Regions from separate parts of the Homo sapiens genome. Here region 2 is linked to region 1. The links are chromatin contacts, found by POLR2A ChIA-PET in ENCODE. All regions are on one chromosome and are shown on one strand. Each heading gives the region's core, a stretch centred on a gene start or an enhancer-like site at or near the end of the contact. The rest is flanking DNA. Distances are from core to core; before and after follow the strand shown. Region 1 overlaps ROCK2 (Rho associated coiled-coil containing protein kinase 2). Region 2 holds the start of E2F6 (E2F transcription factor 6).

What was found. ChIA-PET counts read pairs that join two places held with the same protein, here RNA polymerase II (POLR2A).
Region 2: POLR2A ChIA-PET joins it to region 1 with 11 read pairs in AG04450. The contact joins the promoter of E2F6 here to the enhancer-like site in region 1. POLR2A ChIA-PET finds 5 or more read pairs at or near these places in 4 of 52 experiments (AG04450, Caco-2, GM10248 and 1 more).

The regions. Positions count from the first base shown.
Region 1 is chr2:11,294,404-11,297,770 of GRCh38, forward strand. The region is part of intron 1 of ROCK2 (Rho associated coiled-coil containing protein kinase 2); the gene reads right to left. Among named protein-coding and RNA genes, the nearest start is that of ROCK2, 49 kb to the right of the region's middle. Within about 2 kb of position 1,313, at least 2 of the 41 ENCODE cell types and tissues checked have a DNase peak (open chromatin) inside an H3K27ac peak, as active enhancers do.
Region 2 is chr2:11,464,775-11,468,428 of GRCh38, forward strand. It overlaps E2F6 (E2F transcription factor 6), which reads right to left and starts at 1,387. Exons shown (of 7, transcript NM_198256.4): 1 at 998-1,387. The coding sequence starts at 1,105. RefSeq lists enhancers at 581-1,138, 1,139-1,695, 2,123-2,202.

The sequences.
Region 1 (3,367 bases), core at 63-2,562:
GACTGTGGAATTATATGGTGTTAATTATATGGTGTTAATTATATGGTGGAATTATATGGTGTTAATTATACAGTCTTAATATCACCATATTTTTTAGTTGAAATTTGGCTTGGAGAACTTAAACCATTTCCCAGAACTGCACAGCTTAGAAGCATTAAGGTTGGTATTGGGCCCAATGCTGCTTTGAATAATTATTGGTATTTTTTAAATTAAATTCTGATTTTTTTCTTCTAAAATATTAAGTTGATGGGAAGATATGAATCAAATTGCATTCATAATGTAATACATTGTTTTATTATTTTATTTGTGTAATACATAATGTAACATATTGTTTAGAAACACATGAATAAAATTAAGATCAAATTATATTTGTATTACTATTTTTCTTTTTTGAGACAGAGCCTTGCTCTGTTGCCCAGGCTGGAGTGCAGTGCCATGATGTCAGCTCACCGCAACCTCCACCTCCACCTCCTCCTCCACCTCAAGTGATTCTTGTGTCTCAGCCTCCAGAGGAGCTGGGACTACAGGCGCATACCACTATGCCCGGCTACTTTTTTGTATTTTTAGTAGAGACGGGGTTTCATCATGTTGCCCAGGTTGGTCTCGAACTCCTGAACTCAGGTGATCCACCCGCCTTGGCCTCCCAAAGTGCTAGGATTACAGGTGTGAGCCACTGTGCCCAGCCTGCATTACTAGATTTCTTATGGCTTATAAATCAACAATTTTATCTTTTCCTCTATTAAAAAAAGCTTCTCTCCTCAAAAATTACATACAATGTTACCTGAAACTCCCTATAAAACAGAAAACAGGCAATTTACACACCTATTATAAAATATTAGAAAAAGTAATGCATCATCTGACTGAATCCTATTCTTAATTTAATATTGGTATTCAACTGAGAAACTACTGGCCAGATAAAATTAGAGTTGTTATTCTGATTGTAGGCAAGTTAGACTTTTTAAAAAGTATTTTCCATATTTGAAACTTGTACAGTTAAGTATCACAGATAGACTTTAGGGCAAAAAAAAAAAATCTCATCCAGGATATAACACATACATGCAAGAAAAATACCCCCAAAAGGCCTGCTGGTTTTATGTTTTATTAATTTTCCTATTTGGTGCTCACAGTACACAGAATAATTATATGGCTTCAATATTTTGATATTCATAATATCGTTCAGCAGCAGTACTTTAAATACACTGATGGCAGGATCTGTTTATATAGTGCTCCATTACAGATACTCCAGGGAAGACCAGACTACCTTAAGAGAAGGCCTGGCATGATGGCTCACGCCTGTAATCCCAACTATTTGGGAGGCCAAGGAGGGTGGATCACCTGAGGTCAGGAGTTTGACACCTGCCTGGCCAACATGGTGAAACCCCGTCTCTACTAAAAATACAAAGATTAGCCAGGCGTGGTGGTACACGCCTGTAATCCCAGCTACTTGGAAGGCCGAGGCAGGACAATCACTTAAACCCAAGAGGCGGAGCTTGCAGTGAGCCGAGATCGCGCCACTGCACTCCAGCCTGGGTGACAGAGCGAGATTCCATCTCAAAAAACAAAAGAGAGAGAGAGAGAGAGAGAGAGGAGAGAGAGAGAGAGGAGAGAGAGAGAGAGAGAGAGAGAGAGAGAGAGAGAGAGAGAGAGAAAACAAAGGGTCTCAAAGCAGAATAACCTACACTTCATGGACATTTTGGAGCTGAAGGGGCAAGATGGTGGAGGAACAACTTTTCCTATAAAGTCTATCTAGTAACTAAGAATGCTGGAGATGACAATGGCCAACTAAATTACAAAGCAACATTTGTCTGTAAAATATTTGTGGATATACAGTTAAGTAGATAGATAGCTAAGCTACTCTGAATATAGAGCTATTCCAGTATTTCTTAAATTTTGAAAAGATACAACAAACAGATAAAGTTTTGTTTATTAGAAGGTAAAACAGTTTGGTCATATTCACACTTAATGACAAGAAACAGTCTTCCCAGCCTGTTTCTAGTCAATTGTCAATTAAATAAACAGAACCTTCTTTTTCATTTATAACAAGAAGTTTGTCTATATGGTTTCCACCCCTAAGAACCTAAATATAGAAAATTATTTTTCTACAATTGTGAAGTTAAATTTCTGCTTCATCTCCAAACAATATCACTCAATAAATGTTAGCTATTATTACCACTATTTTCAATATCACCTAAATACACACTATGCATTTAAAGATTACGTAATTTAGGATATGGAGAGTTGGAAGGTTTTTACACTTTAACGTCTAAACCTATTAGCACATTTTTTATACTAACAGAACCAAAAACAGTTCCATCACTAACATAATGTGTTCCATAAAGAAAATTATTTTACTCCTTTAAATCTCATTTTTGACATCTATGCAATACAACATTTAAGTCTCAGGGCTAGTGTGACAACTAATGAAAGACTGTGATGCCAAATGAAACAAAGGTTAGGTACTAGTCACTGTAACTCCTTTTGTTATGAATGTACTTATGTTTTAATCAATTTTAAAAGCTCTTTCACTGCCAAGTAATTTTCAGTCTTATTTTAAGTTTATACAGCTTAACATTTTATTTAAGACAGTTAAAATCTGGGAAAGATTAGATATAACACAAAAGTGCTTGGAGCAACATTATTTATAATAGCAAGAAACTCAAAGCAACCTAAAAATCTGGAACAGAAAAACTAAGTAAATTTTACTAAAGCTTGTCAAAGTTATATTAACCAATCATTAAAAATAGTTGTTACAAAGACTAGGTAGGAATTAGTATTTTTAAAAAATTAATGTTTAAAAAGTGCAGAATAAAAATTAAATGTATAATAATTCTACTTAAGGGAATTATGTATATGAAATTTTTGAATGGAAAGCAAAAAATACAATAACTATCATACCATGATGAAATTATATCATTTTATTCTTTTCCTAAGTTTTTTGTGGTGAAATTTGTATTAATAACTCATAATAAAATATAGCAAATCTAAGTAAACAAGATCTAAGGTATTACAGAAGACAGTCTTAATACATTTAGACCTTTTAAAAAATTACTCATTTATTATCTATAGCTCCATATCTCTACTAAAACAGATGCTATTTTAAATCCCAATGCATTTCACTATTCGCCGCCTCCTATAAGTCATATGTTGTTTTTTTTTCTCTCTCTTCTCTGAACTGGGATCTTAACAGGGATTAATAGGTTAATTTGAGAAAAACTAACTTTTTTTTCCCATCCAAGAACAAGGTAGGTCTCTCCATCTATTTCTTTCAGCAAAGTGATAAACACATCTATTCTAAATACATGTTGTTAAGTCTATATGCTAAGTATTTTACCTTTTTGTGGCTATTACCACATTATATTAGGTCAGC
Region 2 (3,654 bases), core at 137-2,636, 170 kb after region 1:
AATCTTTTAGTATTATAAAACACTGCTGTGAGAAATGAGAAATTAAATGAGGCAATAATCACAAACTATTTGGTAGGGGAACCAGGCATAATGACTTGGGAAAATGTTTAATTACTACTAGTTATAGAAAGAAAGCAGCAGAGAAATTGAAAATACGGGGAGAGGTCGGGCTCGGTGGATCACCTGAGGTCGTCAGGAGTTCGAGACCAGCCTGGCCAACACGGCGAAATCCCGTCTCTACTAAAAATACAAAATTAGCTGGGTGTGGTGGCGCATGCCTGTGATCCCAGCTACATGGGAGGCTGAAGCAGGAGAATCTCTTGAACCTGGGAGGTGGGGGTTGCAGTGAGCTGAGATTGCGCCATTGCACTCCAGCCTGGGGAACAAAAGTAAAACTCAATCTCAAAAAAAAAAAAAAAAAAGAAAAAAAAGAAAGAAAAGAAAAAGAAAATGCATTTGTTGAGGGCCCTGATAACCGCGGGGAATACAGCATCTGGTCCTGAACAAGAGAAGAAATCAGCCTTTGCAGGAAAGGGAGCCAAATTTCCTAACCATTTTCTCTGTCAAACAGGTGGGGAGATAATTTGATGAATGGGAGCTGTGGCGTGGGAAATATAAAGCGTGGACAAGGTTTTAAACGGCTGCAGTAGAGCAGAAGGATGGGAGAGGAGGCAGAAAAACAAATGATAGGTTGCAGAGATACAGCTAGAGTCCATAGAAGGAGATAAACATGGACTCTCTAATGCAAAGTTGAGCAATTTTCTCCAACAGTGCTCTGAAGTTCCGATGTAAAAGCCTAGAAGACTGATACCACGTCTGTGAGCAGATGCTGAAAGCAGAAGGCGGGAGAGCGCAGTTCGCAGCACGTGATGGGCAGCGCCTGGCCCAGGGGGAGCAGACGACCCAGACGACGGCCAGCGGGGTTGGCGGCGGCGCGGGGAGGAGGGGGCCGGATTTGGGAGACCACCGCCCGTCCCCGTCCCGTCCCGGAGCTTACCAGCAGGCCCTCCACGTTGATGGGGTCTCGGCACCGACGGCGAACCGTCTCCTCCGTCGGGTCCAGGAGGAGACTGGGTAACTTCCTCGCCGGCCGCTGCTGACTCATGCTGCCCGGCCGGGCGTCCTGCTCCCCTCGCACCCCACGAGCTCTCCCGCCCTCTCGCGCTCAGCTCGAGCACCGCCCCCCACGCGCCGATTTCCAAGGGCCCAGCACCTAAGGGGTCCGCGGCTTCCTCCGAGGCGCCGCCCGGCTAGGCCGTCCCGCCCGCCAGTAAACGCGGCACGGCCTCACGTGCCCGGGAGCTCCCGACGCAGACGGAAAAAGAGGAGGGAGACCCGCGGATCTCAAGTCGCCCGGCCCGCCATCTTCCCGCATGCGCAGTACACCGCCCCCCTCTGCGCATGCCCGCCGCTGCCGGAGCGCTCCCACGCACCGATCCTCTCCCGGCGGCTGCCGCCCGGGAAACCCGGACCGCGGAATCCACGGAGAGGCTGGCAAAGGAAAAGGAAGAGGTGGAGCCGAATTCCAGAGGAAGGGAACAGGGGTGAGAGAAAAGAGGCAACCGGGAAAACCCAGCGGTCGCCTGGAATTCTCGACGGTGATAACTGAAAGTTCTGAGGTGATAACTGAAAGTTCTGAGCCGCAGAGATGTTCATTTATTCCTTTTTTTTATTTTAATTTTTTTTTTGGTCGCCCAGGCTGGAGTGCAGTGGCGTGGTCAGGGCTCACTGCAGCCTTGAATTCCCGGGCTCAAGCGATCCTCCACCTCAGCCTCCCAAGTAGCTGGGACTACATGCGCGCGCCACTGTGCCTGGCTAATTTTTAATTTTAATTTTAGTAGAGACAGGGTCTCAGTATATTGCCCCGGCTGGTCCTGAACTCTGGGGCTCAAGCCGTCCTCCCACCTTGGCCTCTCAAGTGCTGGGATTATAGGCGTGAGCTACCACACCCAGCCTTCATTTATTCGTGAGCTCTGTTAGCGCATCTTACAGGCAGGTCAGTGTTGATGCTTAGTAAATGTGAGCAACCACACCATTGTGGAATCGTTTTACCTCTGCCTGCCCGCCTGCCTGCCTGCCTGCCTTCCTTCCTTCCTTCCTTCCTTCCTTCCTTCCTCCTTCCTGTTTGACGAATGAGTTATCGTTGACCTATAGTGTCAGATATTGGGGTGGGCACAGGCGATACTTATTCGTTTGAATATGCCACGGGTTCAACCTCCAATTTCAGTGGGGACAGATAAGTAAACAGAGCATGTTAATTTAGCTGGAGCCAGAAGGTGTGTTTTCAAGTCCTGGCTGCCTCTACGTATAAACTAGAAGACCTTATTAAGCCAGTTACTTAATCTGTCTGTGCCTCAGTTTCCTTATTTGGAAAATGCAAATAATGACAATACTTACCTGATAAGGTTGTTGTGAGGATTAAATGGATTAATGGATACAGGTTGCTGTGATTAGAACAGAGGCCAGCACATGTTTGAAATAAAAAGGCAACACACCGTGGTATGTACAGAGTTGGAGGGAAACAACTGGTTAGACTGGGGGTTTCTACACAGCCTGAGGTGGGCGAGGTGAGGCAGGGAAAAATCCCCGAAGAAGCTGGTTCCCCACTAGACTGTGAGGTCAGAGGCCTTCTCTAATCTTTTTTTTTTTTTTTCTGTCACCCAGGCTGGAGGGCAGTGTCACGGTCATAATTCACTGTAGCGTCAAACTCCTGGCCTCAAGTGATCTCCCAGCTAAGACTCCCAAGTAGCTGAGAGTACAGGTGCATGCCACCATGCCTGGCTAATTTTTTTTTATGTTTTATTTTATTTTATTTTTTGAACTCCTTACCTTAAGCAATCCTCCTGCCTCAGCCTCCCAAGGTGCTGGAGTTATAGGCGTGAGACACCCATGCCTGGCTTCTAATCTTTGTATCTCTATCATCTAGCAAAGTGTCTGGCAAATAAAACATGCTCTATTAATGTTTGCTAAATAAACGATGAGAAAAAAAGAGAACGTAGCGGAGGTCTCGAGAAGACTGCATATTGTTGCAGAATGGAGAATTTCCCAGAGCCGTTAGAAATGGCCATTTGAAGGCATTTATTCAGCATCTGCTATGTGTTTGGCATTCCACATGCATTTGCTTATGTAAATCTCATATCAAAACTGAAAGATAGGTATTTTTCTGCCCAATTTGCAGATCAGCAAAATTAAGATCAGCAGGATTACAAAAATTTACTCAAGGTCCTAGTAGGCAGTGGTAGAGGCAGGCTTTGACTCCACAACTGATTAATTAATTTGGCATTCAGATCTTTAGGAAGATTCTTCAAGGACGACTAGATTCTCTACAACCAGAGTTGGGGTTGGGCAAGTAAAGGTGGGGTGTGGATCAGGACGGAGTAGCAAGTGGTCCAGGCTAAAGAAAGAGCATGAGCACAGAGCTGGGGAGAGTCGGGGAAATGGCACAATCCTCACACTTATTGTGCCTGTGACCTGGCTTTTCCCCAAGACATAATCTTTTGCACATTTTTTTTTTTGAAGCATCTCTCATGGGCCAAGCAGTAGGGTAGGTGTTGAGGGAAGAACTGAATCTGATGGGGCCTTACCTTGTGTTCCAGGGGCTACTAGCCTGGGGGAGATACATAAGCAGAAAGCATAAGTACTAAATTAGAGTGT